Linked DNA regions of Homo sapiens: region 2 is linked to region 1. A link is a contact called in ENCODE Hi-C or POLR2A ChIA-PET data. All regions are on one chromosome and are shown on one strand. The core of a region is the stretch at or near the end of the contact, and the rest is flanking DNA. Distances in the headings are between cores, read along the strand shown.

Evidence for each region. A loop is a pair of places that touch in the nucleus more often than their neighbours do. ChIA-PET counts read pairs that join two places held with the same protein, here RNA polymerase II (POLR2A). Pooled maps may share reads with other maps.
Region 2: a loop to region 1 is called in a map of prostate gland, with 4 times the contacts of the local background. The contact joins the enhancer-like site here to the promoter of SMIM2 in region 1. A Hi-C loop is called at or near these places in 10 of 168 maps with a recorded cell type or tissue (Caco-2, PC-3, ascending aorta and 7 more), 1 of 37 single-sample maps with no recorded cell type and 8 of 50 pooled maps. POLR2A ChIA-PET finds 5 or more read pairs at or near these places in 3 of 52 experiments (Caco-2, MCF 10A and activated T-cell).

The regions. Positions count from the first base shown.
Region 1 is chr13:44,158,942-44,163,003 of GRCh38, forward strand. SMIM2 (small integral membrane protein 2) reads right to left here and starts at 2,316. Exons shown (of 3, transcript NR_197392.1): 1 at 2,204-2,316; 2 at 1,662-1,990. RefSeq lists an enhancer at 248-1,447.
Region 2 is chr13:44,217,485-44,221,370 of GRCh38, forward strand. No RefSeq gene overlaps it. Among named protein-coding and RNA genes, the nearest start is that of MIR8079, 23 kb to the left of the region's middle. Within about 2 kb of position 1,506, at least 22 of the 41 ENCODE cell types and tissues checked have a DNase peak (open chromatin) inside an H3K27ac peak, as active enhancers do; they include ascending aorta, dorsolateral prefrontal cortex, prostate gland and 3 more, where a contact is called at or near this core.

The DNA of each region.
Region 1 (4,062 bases), core at 1,066-3,565:
CACTGCTCATTCTTCTTTTTAAGCCAAATAATATCCTTCTGCCGGAACAAAGTTGTTCTTGGCACTTGGAAGTAAATGTGAGGAGGGAATCAAAACACAACGCCTGAGAGACAAATCCATAAGAAATCTGAAGGCCAGGACGTGGTGAAAAGTAATAAAGATAGAAGGGTCAGTGGCAGGAACAAAGATTAACTGTACCAGAGGAGATGGCGCTTTGGCTCTGAAAATAGGATTGAGCGAAAGCCGGAAGTGCTGCAGAGACGCACGTGTCCTTCGTTTCCACCCTGAAGGCTCAAAGGAAGGCCGCTGCCCAGCCACGCGGAGGCTGCAGGACAGGGTTCTGGAAGCTGGGGCCTCCTTGCCCTAATCCTGGAAGGATATTCCACATCTAAATCACCGAAGCTTCATCCTGTGATGCAGAAGCTCTCCCCTTGTGAACAACCAACACAGGAAGTAGTGAAACCTGGTAGAGAGAATATTATCTTTCTCCACCTTCAATTATACCAGAACTGCCTCCAGGGACTTTGGCAGGTTTGACAAATGGCAGAAGAATTTAGAAGATTTTCTTTGCTGGCAAAGGGAGCCAATGGTTGGGCACAAATGTGCTGCTGCGGTTGTTTGTACAATGAAACTCTAGATTGTAGGCAGAAATGTCAGGTTCCTTTCAACTCTCTTCAGAGCTAATCTAGTTCCCATGTGCAAACTCAATCTATAGCATTTGGGTAAAGAATACTCAGTCCTCTGCTGTGACAAGAACAAATTCATCACCCACACCATACATTGTAGCTAAGGGCATCATCGTGCCCACATGAATCACCAGGCAGAGACGGCTGCCAACTCTGAAATTCTTTACTCATGGAAGACTCACGTATACTAATGCCGACTATTTACGCAAGCACATTTCTCCAGGTGGCCTGGAGCAGTTTACAAGATGCTGGCTCATTCCTCATCATGCCACTTGGAAGGAGAGCAAAAGGTGGGGAAAGAGGAAGGGCCAACATCATCATCTGCATTTTATGTGGGGAAACTGAGGCTCACATAAGCCGTAAAGTGAAATGTATAGACATTTATGAGTCAGAAATCGACCATGGAAGAGGCAAAATGAGCTTATCTGAATCATGAGTGGACTATTTCTTGCCCAACAATTTCATGCAGCTCTTCCAACACAACTGTTTTGATACAGCAGCCTCAAAACAAGCCAAAATTCAGACTCGCTGTATTTGGTTTATAACCAGTTTCCCATCTTTCATTCCTTCTCTGACTTCTACCTGACTTCTGAATTTGGTTGACCCTGTTTTTTTGTTTGTTTGTTTGTTTTGTTTTACTTTAAAAGACCCTCAACCCTCCTGGAGTCCTGACCTGCTATTTCTTTCATTTTGAACCTCTACCAGTCCTTTCCTTCATCTGTTACCAATCCATACACCCTTGATGCCTGGAGGTAAGATTGACAATGGAGGGGGGGAGGTGAAGATCAAGGTTGAGGTGAAGCTCACAGATGGCCTGCAAGATGCCTATTTTACTCATCATTTATTTTTTAAAAAGCTGAACATTTATCGGCTGAATCTTTGAGCCATACCAAAATATCCTCATGTCAAAATAGCTGCAGTAAAGTGGTTCTATTAAAATAGCTGCCTCCAAAGAACTGAGAGTGGAGATGTCACCTGCTTCTGGCACCTGACTTTGGTCCTCTTCTGCGTGGCATTGCCTTCTGCTCTGCTGGATTCTGGCGTATGGCTCATCAGAGGAGGCACTAACATCAGGGCTGCCTTTTATCTTGCTGATCCAAGCGAGGACTATGTAGGTGTCACAGATGAAACTCGTCCAGAAGCCGAACAGGATGCTAATGGCATGGCCACGTGTTTCCAGCACCCTGTGAGGCAGCTGGCTGGCATCAATCCTCTCCCCAGCTTCCATCCCACCCCCATCCACCCATAAGCTCTTCTTGGGTCAGAAATGCAATTCTTTGATGGTGCCAGACAGCCAGATGATGCTGGAAAGAAGAAAGAAAAAGAAAAAGCAGGTTTCTAAATTAAGCACAAGGCTCGTTTATAAAAATAAATAGCCACAGCCTAGCAACGTGCTCACAGCTCAGCTTTCCTCCGTAATAAAACCTCTGTGGCTGAAGCCTGGGATGACACAGCCTTCAGAGGGCCCCACGCCCTGGCCCTCCTCATGCCCTGGCCTCTCCCAGGATAATACTCACCTGGAGAGTGCTGACAGTGGTACTTTTGGGGCCCCACTCTTCATTCAAGGCCAACCAAAGGCCAGGCTCCAAAAAGCAGAAGGAAGGCAGAGCTTAATGAGGCCCATGAACACTTACAGACTCTTGGCAGTAACTAATACACCTGTAGCAAAAGTGGTTGAAGTTCCTTGGGCTACTCTGTTGAAATAGGAACTTCTAGTTAAGACCATGTCTTCTTTGTTCACCATTGAACAGTACTCAGCTAAGCACAGGGCACGTATTGAGTACTCAACCAGTATGTGAGGAAAGACTGGTTAGAGGTATAAATGAATGAATGAATGTTGCCATCCCATTATTGATGCTCTCCAAACTCTTCACTACAAATGGAGTCAGTTCCAGAATCCAAAGCCAGCATTCTTCTCCTGATTATGACATGCACCAAAGAGGCATCCCCTGAGCTGGATGTTTAAATCAGAGCCCACAGCTGAAGTGAGCACCAAGATGTACTGAGCAAGTGTGGACTCTTACTGATCCAAGTGGTGAGGCTCTTACAATGGGCAAGGGCAGAGGGCATGCGATATGTAGGTAACTATTGTTAGCATTCCTGAATCTTCTCCTGTTCTTTAGGCAGCAGCAGCTTCAAGGGTGAACTGTTGCTCAGCAGAGAAATGGCAGGAAAAAATAGGACATTCGCTTCTGGCCTTAGTCCTGTTGGAACACAAAAAGTGGAGTCTGCAATGCTGTTGGAGGCTCAACAGGTCAAATACATCAGTAATGGGCATGGTATGGCTGGGGTCATACGGAGACAGTCCTTAGAGCACTGAAAATGTGATCATCCTGAATCCCATAAGGATCCTTATGAGGTTAGAAGGGACAATGTGGCTCCACTTTGATGACTGACAGCAGTTGCTTTGGTGAGTTTCTACGTATTCCCTTGTGATCAGAGAGTGGTACAGGACAGCATGTCAAAATCGTAAACCACCATCTCAGAGCAAGGCCCCTTAGTTACAATATTAAAAAGATCAGAGAAATTGGCACATAGCATCATTTAGAAATCTGTCTTCAGGCATCTTTGTCTGGCCTGGCTGGAAATAGTAAAACCATATTTATGTCATTGAGAAAAAGGTTCTTAATTAAATTCAAATGTATAAGAATATATCGTAGGTCTATTTTTGGAACAATAATCTGGGAACAAAAAAAAATCTAAACAGCAACAAAACTTGTACAATAGCATTTAGCTTCAGACAGCAGCATACAATAGAGAAGAAGGAGTCCTCATAGACTCTGGACTCTTAGATTGATTCAATCCCACAAGCTAGAGCACCAAAGTCATGGCACTGGGACATTTAGGAAGAGGAACTCTAGCAGTGACCTGATTAGGAGACAGCTCCAGCAGAGAGTCAGCACATAGACTGGCCAAGCTGCCCCCAGATCTTTGGTGATATCTCTTTGGTGGAGATAAAGGAAGCCCTTTCCAAAGCAGACCAATTATGGCATCCACAACCATAGTCCCTGCTCCAGCCTAGTGAGGACACAGTATGTTCCATAAGTCCCTAAGGCTCTATGCCCAGGGCTCCCACTTCTGACACGGCTGCTCAAGGATAAGACCCCACTGACCCCATTCTCTATGGAGGGTACAGAAATCCATAAGAACAGAGCCCAATACTCAGCTCTGTGACCTTAACTACTTGGAAACTGATTTTCTTTGTTCATAAAATAGAGAGAGTAAAAATAATGCTTTCTATCTCCCAAGAGTGTACGAGGATCAAATGAAACACTATTATGTTCAAGTGCTTCCCAGTCTGCAAGCTATTGTTCCATGTGACCATGTTTTATAAAATGTAAAGGTATACAGTGAGAAGTTTGCTTCTGATGTGAGG
Region 2 (3,886 bases), core at 256-2,755, 58 kb after region 1:
GTGAGCACTCGAATATGGCTAGCGCAACTGAGAAATGGAACTTTTAATTTTATTTACATTTAATTTATTTAAACTGAAATGCCAACATGGGGCTAGTGGCTACCATATTGGACAACATAGCTATATAACTTTCCATGAACTCAAAATTCACTTCCTCAAGGAAAATTCCCTTCATCCTCCTTCCAAAATTAGGCCTCATCTGCCCACTCTATGCTGTCTAGAACCTTCTTCTTTCATAAAGTCAATGAGGATTATAATTTTGAATAAGTTTGTGTGTATTACAAGTTTAATGTCCATTTCCCCTGGTAGAACAAGCTCTAGGAGAGTAGAGACGATGTCTCAGTTACTACAATGTGTGATACTTACTCAGTGCTCAATAAATATTTATTGCAATAATGAATGAGGCCAGATGTGGTGGCTCACGCCTGTAATCCCAGCACTTTGGGAGGCGAAGGCGGGCAGATTCCCTGAGCTGAGGAGTTCGAGACCAGCCTTGGCAACATGGCAAAACCCCATCTCAACTAAAAATACAGAAATTAGCCAGGTGTGGTGGCACATGCCTGTAGTCCCAGCTACTCGGGAGGTGGAGGCAAGAGAATCACTTGAACCCAGGAGTCAGAGGTTGCAGTGAGCTGAGATTGTGCCACTGCGCTCCAGTCTGTGTGACAGAGTGAGACTCCATCTCAAAAAAAAAAAATGAATGAATGAATGATCAAATGATCGTTAAAATATTCTATAGGATTATATACCGTATATATGCTTATTAAATAGTTGATCACAGAATGCAATCATATAATAAATAATCCTGGGAGGCTAACTGCTGTAATCAACAGAAACTGGGACTGACAGGGAAGGTAAGAATTTGACATGTTCAGTTTTGGGTATGTGAAATTTGAGATGCCAGATCAAGTGCATTAGGCCCTTTACCTTATTGTCAACTAAAATCGTAAAGGCTCTTCTAATTCATGAGAACATCCCACATCTCCTCTCTCTTGCACTTTGTAGCTAAGAGAAAAACCATTCACCCTTCTCATTAACATTTCTCATTCTTCCCTGAATGTTATGTTCATTGTTCAGCCTCTTGAAGTTGCTCTAAATCCTGAGTTTATGAGTGTACTTATCTCCACTCCCAGCTTTGCATTGTGTCAGTATTTATTTAACGTATTCCCAAAGCTGTTAATCCAGTTAATTGGTAAACATTGGCTATGTCAGAACCTGTAGCACAGTACCGAAGGAAGGCCTCCAGATAGATACCAAAATGCACGAATCAGCAGCACCCTTTGGATATGTCCTTTCACTCATTAAGTAAGCCCTGCCTGGAATGGAACTTGAGCCATGTCTGTTACTCTGGCCTCATGGAGCACCTGGGAGCTCACTAGCAAGCTCCTTAACTCTCTCCTGCTCCAGCTCCTTCTCAGCACTGTTGTTTCCTTCTTCTCCTAACAGATAAGTGGAAATTGGAGGGCCCCGTGGGCCTGCCTGAATCCAACTGCCACACCCCGGGCAAGCAGAGGGCCAGGGCCCTTTGCCCAAGTTTCCTTACAAACCCATGAAGGACAGTTTCAGAAAGCAGCACTCTAAAGGCACTCAGTGTCAGAGCCAAGGTAAACAGCCTGGGACACAGCTGCCGGTCCAACCGGGGTTAGGCAACGTGGACAGCCAGCGTGGGAAGCCAAGAGAAGCCGAGGAAAGAAAGAGAAGGGAGGTTTGAAGGGGGCAGTTGAGAGGGAGGCTTTGGCAGTTCTTGACTTCTGCTGCCATTGCAGTGGGCTTTGGAAGCCTTGAAAGGGACCGTAAAGATGAGAGCCAAGGAGGTGGCCACCAGAGGATGCATTTGATTGGGAATAGACAAAAGAGGCATCATCCTCACTTCAAAGCCATTTATCAAACACAGCAAGTGTGCTCTGCATAAGGATAAAGACCACCAGCTCTAGCATACATCTCAGGGTCCCAGAGAGGACAGGCAGACACCTCCCTGCGAACCCTAAGGCCTTACTGGGCAGCTCCCGACCTGGACAGGAGAGTTGGCACCACTAGCATACCGCCCTCCCTATTCTGCCTCCCTGAATTCCTTCTCAGCTTCTAGAAAGGGCAAACGGTCCTTCCATTACCAAAAGGCCCCCAACCACCACCCCTCCACTTCACAGAAAAACCATCACATGTTAACAGTCCTCACTGTTCTCTGCATGTTACATCACTGCTGACTTCTTTTAGTTTTTTCAAAAGCCCTAAAAACTGCTACCAGGAAATGAATAAGTCTACGTTGGATAATCCATAGCAATCTCATTTACTGTGAACAAGAGCCACAAACAGGACAGTGTGGTCATCTCTCAAGGGTGTTGGTGACCGGTCGGGTGATTCCCAGAAGAGATCAAAGCCAGGCAGAAAAGATGGCAAATGTAGCAGCTAGTGTAGTCAGTGGGTTGTGATTTGGCTGGAGCTGAGGCAAGGGAACGTCTGAAGCGAATGAATAAAACCCTGCACAGCTCTGAGAATGCCCGTGGCCTGGCCTGTGCTGTTGTTACATTTATATCTAATTCATGGAGTTGGTAACTGAGTGGTCGGGGCCCAGCCAGACTGCAGCAGCCTGTGCAGTTCCCCCAGGAGCCCGTTGGCCAGGTTTACCTTGCCTAGTTTCATCTCAAAGAAAAACATCGATTTAACAAATATCAAACCTTGGACCCCTGAGACATTGAAGCAATCAGGTTCTGTGGCCTGTAGGAAGCTTCTGCAATGCCAACCTGCTAAATGGTACCAAATGCCCAAACATTAGTCATAGGCACTATTATCAATGACCTACTGCATGCCAAGTGCTTGTATATAAACTGTTTCACTTGATCCTATTCCAAAATCTCTCTCCTGTCATCCTCACAGGCAACCGCTCTCATTGAAGTCATGATTTCTGCCTTTATCTCTGACTGGATTTCCCTGACTCATCCACACATAGCCTGAATAAACTTGGAAATGTATAAATATGAGCAAGTCATTCCCCTTCTTAAGACTTTATGCATTGCCGGTTTCCTTTGGGTCACATCTGCTCTCCTGGGCTCAGCATTCGAGGCCCTCTGTTGCTGCCGCTGCCCTCCTCCTGTCCCTCGGCCTCTCTTCTTATGCCTACCCTGAGTAGGTGCACCCCTGTGCCTTTCCAAGAGAACTTCCCCTGCTTGTGGCCACCGGAGAGTTCAGGTTCCTCCTTTGGGATCGCTGGCATCCTACTTTTCTCCCTGAGACCTTTCCTGACTTCACCCATTGCAGTGAGTCTCCCATACCCACGGTGAGGCAAACTTGGCAGCTTGTCCTTCAACCAATTGCACTCACTACACCCCTCCTTAATCATTCATTTCTTTCATTCTCAAAGGAGTTGATATCCTCAAGGGAGCCAGAAGTGGTTCTTGGTCAAGGGAGGCTGGAAAAATTTTGTTCTTTTTATTATAAATCACAGATATGCATATAGTACACAAATACAGTATATCTGTGATATTAAAATTTCACAGGATAGAGAAGGGAAGATTATGAAAAAATGTCTACCAAGGCTCCTTAGAGGCCAATAATGAAAAAAAGATTGAGAAATACTAAACCGGTTTGTTTGTATGTCTTCCTCACCAACTGGACCGTGAGTCCTCTGTGAATCCCCAGAGCCAGTGGAGTGCCTGACACATGGAGTGCTTTTGAAGAAATGTTGGCTGTTGAAAGCTGAATGCATGCATGCATGCATGAATGAATCCTCCCAATACTCCCGAGGGGTGGCATTGCTGCCCCATTGGGAAAGATAAGAGAACAGATGCTAAATGCCCTCCTCCAACACCATCAAAGTCCCAGAGTTAGTAAGTGCTGCAGTAGAAACTTTAAATTCAGAACTTCTAGACTCTAAACCCAATACTTTCAC